3 separate regions of the Homo sapiens genome follow, and regions 1 and 2 are each linked to region 3. A link is a contact called in ENCODE Hi-C data. All regions are on one chromosome and are shown on one strand. Each heading gives the region's core, a stretch centred on a gene start or an enhancer-like site at or near the end of the contact. The rest is flanking DNA. Distances are from core to core; before and after follow the strand shown. Region 1 holds the start of DANCR (differentiation antagonizing non-protein coding RNA). Region 2 holds the start of CHIC2 (cysteine rich hydrophobic domain 2). Region 3 holds the start of GNPDA2 (glucosamine-6-phosphate deaminase 2).

Region 1 (3,354 bases), core at 92-2,591, 8.0 Mb after region 3:
GCTTTCCATCATTCTTAGCACAAAGTATAAACTCTTTCACAAATACAAAAATTAACCAGGCATGGTGGTGCATGCCTGTAATCCCAACTACCCGGGAGGCCGAGACGAGAATAGTTTGAACTTGGGAGGTGGAGGCTGCAGTGAGCCAAGATCGTGCCACTATACTCCAGTCTGGGCAACAGAGCGAGACTCCATCTCAAAAACAAAACAAAACAAAAAAACTCTTCCAGGGTTTCCTGCATGGTCTGGCCCCAAGCCATTCTCATCTCAGGCCACTCTGCTCCTTAAGTTCCATTTCTGGGAGTCCTTAAACAGGTAAAGCCCTTTCCTGTTTTATCTTGGGGCTCTGGACGAGTTGTTCTTTCTGTTTACAAAGCCACACCCCACCAGAGCTGCCTGTCTTGATCTGTTAACCAAGTGTAGGCTATTTTTTGGTTTCCCTTCCTGCTCCACCCCCAACACCTGGGGAAAGGCTAGGTAGCATGTTGTTTGAGGGGCTCTGCCTTCAGGCTGCTTGAGTTCAAATCCTGGATCTACCACTGGCTAGCTGCTCTGTGACTTTGGGCAAGTTACATAACATAATTATTTCCCCATCTATAATTTGGAGATGATTAAATATATTTTGAGGATTAGATTTGTTAGCAGATGGTAAGTACGTGAAACAGCAATAGAAGTTCTCCTTTTAGCATATACTCCAATTTTCTTCTACTTATTTGTTTGCCAAGTTTGAGCCTGTTACCTTGAGATTGCTATGGTTGCCTTCTCAACCTCCCCAACTCCTACCCTCCAGCTGATTATGGTCTACTTATTGGACTCTGTAAATGAATAAAGAGGGAGCATGAGGAAAGGAGGTAGTCCTTCTAGCTTTAGGAGAGGCCACGGGAGTGAGCTTGTTGAACAAGACATGGTCGTGGCTTCTCTTTAAGCTTACGGTTTAGGCGGACACAGATGATGAACACACACCGGATTAGTGTGGCTTTAAGAAAGGGAATCCCAGGGCCTTAGGCCAACCCTGGAGTAACCTCGATGCCCTCTCCAGAAGGGCACCCGAGGAAGGGTCTAGGGCCCAAGAGCACCAAAATCACCAACGCCGGGGATTGGTAGGTAGCCTGAAAAATCTAATTCAGAGAAGGATGCTCCGCGCGCAGACATGGCTTATCCCCGTGCTACTGCATGAGCCACACCTAGGCCGGCCCCGGACACCGACAGCCAATGGCCGGGCCCGTCCCGCCCCATCCGGGATTGGCTGTGCGTGCCGCGGCCCTCCACCCCGCCCCGCTCAGGATCTTCCCGGGATTGGCTGAGCTACCCGACCTCTCCAGGGGATCGGCTGCGCGCCCCGCCCTTGCCCAGAGTCTTCCCGGGATTGGCTGCGGGCCTCGCGACCCTCCTGCTTCCCTCCCCGCCCCGCGCCGCCTCTCTGGTTTGTGCGCCCGTCGCAGGTCGCAGGCCTCTTTGTCAGCTGGAGTTGCGCGGTGAGTGCATCTCCAGTCTTCGGCTTTCGGTCTCCCGCGGGGAGGGCGCCCGGCCGGCCCGTGGGTCCGATCAGGGGCTGGGCTCGCCCGGTGTCCCCACGAGCTTTGCCCGCCTCGAGCTCCTCTGCTCCCGGCGGCCAGAACGGAGGGGTAGAGCAGCCCTCGGCGGCCCGGGGGGCGGGCGGCGGTGCCCGTCCCGGGGCTGCGCGAGGCACAGGCGCCGCGCCCAGCGGAACAGCCGGAGGTTCCCGGCGCAGGTCTGGGCACCGTAACAATTTTGCGCTTTGCTTCCCCAGGGCTGACGCGCCACTATGTAGCGGGTTTCGGGCGGGCCACGCGTGCGGGACAGGAACCCAACCCCAGCCGACCTTGAGCTCCAGGAGTTCGTCTCTTACGTCTGCGGAAGTGCAGCTGCCTCAGTTCTTAGCGCAGGTATGTTCCTAGCCTTGAGCGGGGTGGGGGAAGGAATGAGTCAGCCTGGAGCACGTGGCCAGTGGGACCGGAGGGTTCCCCGGCGTCTGTTTGTCGCCAAGGTCCGAATCCGGCTCCCCTTAACTGGAAGGAAACATCCATGTAGGGGCTCACCAAACAAAACAGCTGTGTTTCTAGTGTGGTTTCAGACTTAGAGAAGCAGAGATCCACGAGGTATTGAGAGCAACGCGGAAAATAGTAGTGAACCCTGTAAAAATCAAAGAAAAAAAATCACAAAGCACCCTTTCCTGTGCCCTTTTAAGGTTGACCCAGTGCTTTAAGAGGCTAACACAGAAGGGTAAAGTAAGTCTCCATAAAACCCAGAGAAGAGACTGGAAAGCTCCTCTTTGGATCCTGTCTGGAGTCACAACTGAACCAGAAAAAGTTTCGTTACAACTTGAGCGCCTTTGTGATTTTCTTTACAGTTTATAGAACAAGCAATACATTTCAGTTTTCTTTGGTTAAAACGTCATTTTAAAACTTTTCTTTCTATAGGTTGACAACTACAGGCACAAGCCATTGAAGCTGGAATGTCCTGTTGCTGGTATTTCAATTGACTTAAGCCAACTATCCCTTCAGTTACAATAGGAAAGTGCCTCTAATAAGGCCAAATATGCGTACTAACTTGTAGCAACCACGTGTCCGTGCAGTGCCACAGGAGCTAGAGCAGTGACAATGCTGGTGGCAACAGGGCAGTGTAGCAGGTGCTTCATGTTCACCTTTTCAACCTTTTCATTTAATTGTCACAACTCGGAGGTGGATTCTGTTAGGGACAGGCTGCCCCAGGACCACTCCGCCCCCGCTAACTCAATGCAGCTGACCCTTACCCTGAATACTCTGCAGCTGCATTCCTGAACCGTTATCTAGGCGCTATAGCAAGGTCACCAGACTTGCTACACCGAAGCCCTCTGGGTGGCACGGGGGAGGTCATGAGAAACGTGGATTACACCCCCTTGTAAATTCCTATTTTCACAAGATAATATATTGTAAGCCGGTCATGAGATTATATGTGGTAAAGTTAATTGACTAACAACCCCAGGGTCTCTCTCCCCCATATAAACCCCTCATTTTGTAAGCTCAGGGCTGCCACCTCCGACTGGTGGAGAAGCCTGGCAGGTTAATAAACTTACTTGGCCTGACCTTGGGTCTCTTGTCTTTTCTCTCGGCTAACCTTACAGATTCTATTCTCCCATTTCACAGGTAAAGAAATGGATTAGTGATAACTCAAGTTTCATCACCTGTGAGTATCTCTGAATGAGAGGCTTCACATGTATAACTTTTAGGCAATGTGACTTCTGGAAAGTCACTTGTCTCTTGAGATTTGGTGTCCTGGTGTAACAGTTAAGAATTATTTCAACCAAACTAGGAAAGGACCACAGTCGAGCTGTTAAGAATATAAACTCTTCAT
Region 2 (2,926 bases), core at 326-2,825, 9.3 Mb after region 3:
ATTACATAAGCATACTCAAACAACAATATGGCTGGTCATACGAGAAATGCAATTATTTTGCTGACAAACTTATATGAGAAGTCTTACTGTTTCCCTAAGTTATTCACAGCACATCCCACTCACTCTTCACCAAAATATAATGAAGACTATTCCAGACATTCTCAGACTTGCTGGCTCTTTTGTTTCACTGAAAAGGTGAAGAAGTACAGAGATACCTGACAAGTATGGAAGTCTGATCTATTATTTGAACAAGAGATCTAAAATGAGAGAGTATCAATGTAATACATCAAGTGGTACAAAACTGTGGACTTCATAGTGAAACATTACAAAACTTCCTGCTTCCGGACAGCTCATTATTTGGTTCAAGGCTTCACATTCCTTTGTCATGGTCTTTCCGAAAGCTTTCATTCCTTATTAATATCAGACTTTTAATGTTACTAGTGGGACTTTCCAAATTAACAAGCCCCAAGTTCGTGCCCCAAGGAGGAGCTTCAGGACTACAATTTTCCCTCAGTAACCTGAGCAGAGTGTATGTCCCTCACGTAGTTGTTGTTGTTGTTGTTGTAAACATATTTCTTTCTGTATATCTTAAATTTGTGTTCAACTATATATTTTTATCACGTACAATTACAAGAACTTGCATTAGTTCTGCGGAAATTAGTGGAAAAACTGGGAGACCTGTGGGTATGTGTGAAATAGACACGAAACGGAGCTTCGCTGCCAATTGTCACTGGGGTCTCACACGGCCCAGATCTGGCCTCTGAGCCATGTCACTGGGTGCAAAGGCACAGACAACCACAGGGTAACTGGGCGAGAAAACAAGGAGGCTCCCTGTCAATACACGTACTTCCACCCTGAAGAGGAAGGGTGGCCCGCAGGGCAGACCCTAATGAAAACCCGTGCCTACTGGGATCGTCACATCGCCCGGGCCTGTAGGGCCTGCTAAAGGGGTGTGTGGAGGAGGAAGGACAGCGTCCGTCCCCACTTCGGAGACCCAAACAAATGAAAATAAGCCAAGTTCTCACTTCCTGGTTGCCTACTCTTTCGGAAGGCCCCCGACACCAGACGGACACAGGGGAAACGGGGCTCCCGTGGAGTAACGGGGCCCACCCCAGCCCGCACCTCCCGCCCTCGCCCTCCTCCGGGCCTTACACGGTGACGTGACCGGAGCCGCGGACGACCACCGGGTCCGGCGAGTACTTGAGCAGCTGCTCCTCCAGGGCCCGCTCCTCGTCCTCCTCTTCCTCATAGATTTCGTCGAAATCCGCCATCCTGAGCCTCCGAGCTCCCCTGCCCAAAGGGCCTGACTCCCGGGGTTGGCGCCGGGGTACCGGCGGGCGAGGCGGCGGAGGCTGAGGGGAGTCGCCGCTGCCGCCGGCTCCGAGGCCGCGGAGTTCGCTGTCGGCTGTCTCGGCTCCGGCTACAGAGGGGATGGGGTCTGGACCGTCGCCGCCACCGCCGCCGCCATTACCATCAGCAATAACAACAACACAATGTCAACATCCGCCCAGAGGCCGACACCTCCACAAGCACAGACGCCGCTGCCGCCGCCGCAGCAGCAGCAACTCAGGAAACCACAGCAACAGCCCGAGCCACCCGCAGCGGGAGCAGCCGGCTACGGCATCGCGAGACTTCCCGGGCCAACGGGCGGGCGGGCGCGTGCGTGGGCGCGTGGGCGAGCGGACTGGCTGGCGGGCGGGCGGGCGCGCGCACGTGCGGCCTCGCGCGCTCCCAGGCCACCGTCTTTCCTCTGCTTCTACCCGCAGACGGCGACCGGGGCGCGCGCTCCCGCCGGCGGGCCCCCCTCCGCCGACTTCTGGGTGGCGGACCCTGGGGGCGGCGGCTCCGCTGACTGGAGGCCGCGACCCGCGACTCCGACAACGCAGCTTGGAATGTCCAGTGGGACATGCAGTTCCCCAAAGTCATCTCTAACCAAAACAAACAACTGAAAAGAAAAGCCCTGGCTGGAATAGACACATTTTTGTGCGTGTCATTGCCAGTTTATCTAATAATCGCATCTCGCTTTTCCTCAGGTTTTGAGTCTATGATGAGAACCAGAGTCTCTTTTTTCCCAATTTGAGGAGTCCAGCAGAGACACTGCAAACATTTGTGCTCACCACAGGATTTTTCAAGACATCTCCAAATTCAAACATCTTATCCCTTGATCCCCTTAAGTATAATCCAATATATGAGGCCAGCGATGCTGGTATTTTTTTTTTTTTCTTACAAGAAATCTCACCGTAGTCATGCTATGAAAAAAAACTGATAAATTACCTGGATTCCATATTAGAAGATGCAGTTTCTTGCCCCAACTCTCTCACCAAACATAACCTGGTTTTTGTTGTTGTTTCCTTAAAATCTTAGGGAATTCCTTTCCTTTTCTTACCAGTTCCTACCACAAAAAAGACCTGAAAGAAAGGGCAGAGGAGAGGAAGAAAAGGAGGCAGGAAGGAAGAAAGGATAGAAGGAAGGACGAGAAGAATGAAAGAAGAATGGGAGAGAAAGAAAGAAGGGGAGGAAGGAAGGAAAAGGTTTAATGGAGTCTACTTAGCTGCCTAGTAACAGTTGAACGGTCACTTTGGGTACTTGGTTTCATTAAGCATATAAACAGCACAGGGGAAGGAGTGGGCTTCTGAGAAGAGAGTCCTGGACAGTGAGGATACACCATGGGAGAAGAAAGGATAGTTCTACTGAGCCCAGCGCTGGTCAGGCTCTTCAAGTGCAGTGTTCATGTCACAGTAGTCGGCTTTAGATGGGTCACTGTTGACGTGGAGAAAGTGCAAAGGAGGTCAATGAGGACAGTGAGAGATGCCAACCTCCTTTTGGAAACAACTGAAGGAAATGAGTGTGGTTAGCCAAGAAAAAATGAAGGAAAAATACAGTAGTTGTATCAGACTTATTGTATCCCTCCCTGGAGGGTATTTGT
Region 3 (3,368 bases), core at 660-3,159:
CACACACTTTACATAGAGTAATAAGTCAAATTTTCTAAATTAATGAGATTAAAAGGTCTTATTAAAATAAATGTATGGAATCTAAATGTCTTTAAGAAGGTAACAGTTTCGAATTCTGACACAACAACAAAAAATCATGGTCACCATGATCTAGAATTCTGGCCCGATAACAATTATTTATTTACAGAAAATAAATTACATAGTAAGTCATAAATTCAGTCCAACAACTGGACTCAGCCTCCACTTAAATATAATCCATAATCTAATGTCAAAAACAATTTTAGAGTTAAACCAAAGAATCAGAAAGAATTATTGGCTGTAATGAACATCAAAAGATATATTTACTTCTAACAAGAATATATGGCCAGCTGATTGTTAATAAAACGGAAAAAAAATAAGGTAAGGAGGACGAGAAGCATTAGAGCTTTCCAATGTCTTCTGCATCCTGGGCATGTTATTTTTCTCAGTTCAACACACGTTTGAAGACCTATTATATTCTAAGCACTATGCTAGGTTCTGTAGACACAAAAATGATTAACTCTATTGTCAAAGGGCTTAGAATCACTTGTCTCTGAGGTTGAAAGCATTATTCTCACTCTTCATATACAGAAAACTGCAACTACGAGAAGTTTATTGCTGACGTTAAAAAGTGGCCCGGGGAGCTGGCTTTAAAACTAAGTGTTTCTGACTCAAAGAGACATTAGCCAAAGATGTCTTACCGGTTGAGAATCACTTACGATGCTAGTTAAAAATACAGATTCTCAGGTCCCTCTCCCTAGACACAGTGTTTCAAAAGATCTGAAATGAAGTCCAAGGAATCTCTGCTTTTGCAAATTATCACAGGGGATATTCATAATCAGGTGAAATTTGTTAAGAACACCACACATCTCACTGAAACGAAGTTTAAGCAAGTCTCTCAGACCAAGGTACAGGCAACTTTTTGTTTTCTTAAACTCTCTGGAGGGCGCAGAGTCACCTCCAAAAGTCCCAAATGAATCCCTTCACCCAGAGCAAAGAAGAATTTCTTCACCACATTTAAGTTTTTAAGATTTGACTTTTCCAGTTTTTGCCAATCCTCAGAGATCCAAACTATTGTCGCCTTATGCAATTCTCTGGCATCACAAGACAGCATCAAAAAACAACAGAGCACCACCCTTTCCCTCGTCTTCCTTCAGGTGCTGATTCATTTTGGATGTGCATCGCTAGGAAAAAGGGCTGCTGAATATAAATCGCAAAACTTCAATGGTGGATGACAACTTCTACACCCGTGAAGTTACACAGCTAGTTAATGGCGGGGCCAAGACCAGAATCTACACTTGCAGAACCTCTGCTCTGAGCTTTTCCCTACTCAACCTGACCTGTCCTGAAAGCGTAAGGGTGGCCTGGCCGCGCGTGTGGGACCGACCCGAGGAGGGACGAGAGACAGCAAAGAAGGCTGTGGTTCCTGCCCGGGAGGCGGGGGCTGCAGATTCCCCTCAGCTGCGCGTTTGCCTGGCCCTCACTTGGCAAAGGACAGCGAATGCAAATGAGGATGACTGTTAGGAATTTTTAACGAGTGTAGAGAGAGGTGTCAAGAAGAAGCCGCGAGAGAGGAGAGGGCAGGGACGCCTTCTCCCGTAGGCACAAATCCGGAGAGGACAACCAGGTCCGCGAGTGGCAATACGGGAGACCCCACGCGCCCCCAGCCTCGAGGTTCCTGAGCACCCATTCCGCCCCGGCCCGGCGTCCCAGTCTCAGCACAAAGGCCGCACAGGGCGAAGTTGCCGTCGGGTCCCCCGACCCGAGTCCCCTTCTTGGCGCCCCCGCCGCACCCCCCGCTAAACTTACCGGCAGACCCAATGGTTCTTCGATGCTGGAACAGCGGGAACAAGCAACACCCAACCACCCGAGAGCGACCCCAGCTGACCAGTGGAGCGCGAATCCCACGGACCCGGATGCAGATAAAGGCGCAGGAAGGAACCGCGGCGTGGCTGGCGGGCGCTGCGCATGCGCACCGCCTTTAGGACGCCTGAGGTGAGACGCGAGGAGTTCGGTCCGAGTGCGGTGCGGCTGGGCGCTCTTCTTGCCTGGAAGATCGCAGTTTCTGGGTCATCACTTTACGCTACTTTCCCCTCCCCCCCATCTTTCAAAGAGGGATTTGCAGTAGATTCTTTAGGCTTATGAGATTTAGTATGTAAGACCGTAGTGCTCACACGTACTTTGTTGCTTATGTTGCTGTTTGGCAACATGAATATATTTGCCATTTATGAATACATTTCTCTCTCTACTCCAAGCTATTGAATGCATATTTGCAAACGCAATGACAGATAAGCGTCTTGTGTCAAAAAACTCATCAAAGTTTGCAAAAGGGCAAACAGTACCATGGGAAATCGGGAGCGTCTCAGTAAGAGAAAACACTATATAATAGGGTACTGGCTTTTGCTGAATGAGTCTAAGAAAGGGATAGGGGAAGCTGGAATCAGCTTTGAGCTGGGTATCACAGATGTTTATACAGGAGTGGGAAGGAATTGGGCTGTGGAAATTATTGTAAAGAAAGCAGCTATCATTCAAAAGGAGAAAAGTGTGTTGTGTCTTCACCATGTTCCATCAGGAACACTGTTCCATTAATAACACCGTTTAGGGTTCTGTTAGGAACAATACAATCTTGACTCCTAGCCAACTTAAGGTTCTGTTTCTGTGGAAACTACAAGTTAAAAAAATGTAAAACGCTGTGTCCTCAAACTCGTTATATGAAGTTTTTCACCTGGGTTGTAAATCCAGCCTGCTTCTTTGAATGTAATGACTCCTCTTGCATCCTTTAGTGAAGAGTAGGATGTTACATTCTCGTTGATTTAGCTTCAAACAGCAACATTGCTCACATACTGATAATAGACAGGTTTATTAGTACTATCGCCTTCAGTAAGTTTGCAAAAGCGATTTTTGGCCAGATTCGGTGACTCACGCCTGTAATCCCAGCACTTTCAGAGGTCATGGTGCATGGATGGCTTGAACCCAGGAGTTGGAGACCAGCCTGGGCAACATAGCAAGACCCTGTCTCTCCAAAAAAGATTGAGGTAAAATGATGAAGTAGTTTGTAGGCTATGCATAGAATTTAGGCTTTGTATTGTAGGCAATAGGGAGTCACTTAAGCTTTATGAATTGAAGATAAGAGACTAGAACATACGTGTTTTAGAAAGAATGCTGTAGAAAGGTGGAGACTGAATTACAGTCTTGAATTACAGATATGTGCCACATAAGGAAGTTTAGGTAAAGAATGGACTGGATATTTGGCAATGGTCCCATAAGATTATAACAGAACTGAAAAATTCCTATCACCTAGCGACATTGTAGTAAACGTAAAGTTGTAGAGCAACACCACTCGTGTTTGT

Evidence for each region. A loop is a pair of places that touch in the nucleus more often than their neighbours do. Pooled maps may share reads with other maps.
Region 1: a pooled map shows a loop between it and region 3 (6-fold over the local background). The contact joins the promoter of DANCR here to the promoter of GNPDA2 in region 3. A Hi-C loop is called at or near these places in 2 of 50 pooled maps.
Region 2: a pooled map shows a loop between it and region 3 (3-fold over the local background). The contact joins the promoter of CHIC2 here to the promoter of GNPDA2 in region 3. A Hi-C loop is called at or near these places in 2 of 50 pooled maps.

What each region holds. Positions count from the first base shown.
Region 1 is chr4:52,711,053-52,714,406 of GRCh38, forward strand. DANCR (differentiation antagonizing non-protein coding RNA) reads left to right here and starts at 1,342. Exons shown (of 5, transcript NR_145129.1): 1 at 1,342-1,475; 2 at 1,772-1,907; 3 at 2,442-2,490; 4 at 3,147-3,186. MIR4449 (microRNA 4449) reads left to right here and starts at 1,630; the gene lies at 1,630-1,695. SNORA26 (small nucleolar RNA, H/ACA box 26) reads left to right here and starts at 2,197; the gene lies at 2,197-2,318. RefSeq lists silencers at 1,148-1,981, 1,156-1,725 and an enhancer at 1,976-2,025.
Region 2 is chr4:54,063,030-54,065,955 of GRCh38, forward strand. CHIC2 (cysteine rich hydrophobic domain 2) reads right to left here and starts at 1,576. Exons shown (of 6, transcript NM_012110.4): 1 at 1,153-1,576. The coding sequence starts at 1,271. RefSeq lists an enhancer at 984-1,484 and silencers at 1,284-1,413, 1,644-1,883.
Region 3 is chr4:44,724,647-44,728,014 of GRCh38, forward strand. It overlaps GNPDA2 (glucosamine-6-phosphate deaminase 2), which reads right to left and starts at 1,910. Exons shown (of 7, transcript NM_138335.3): 1 at 1,828-1,910. RefSeq lists a silencer at 1,326-1,620 and an enhancer at 2,113-2,242.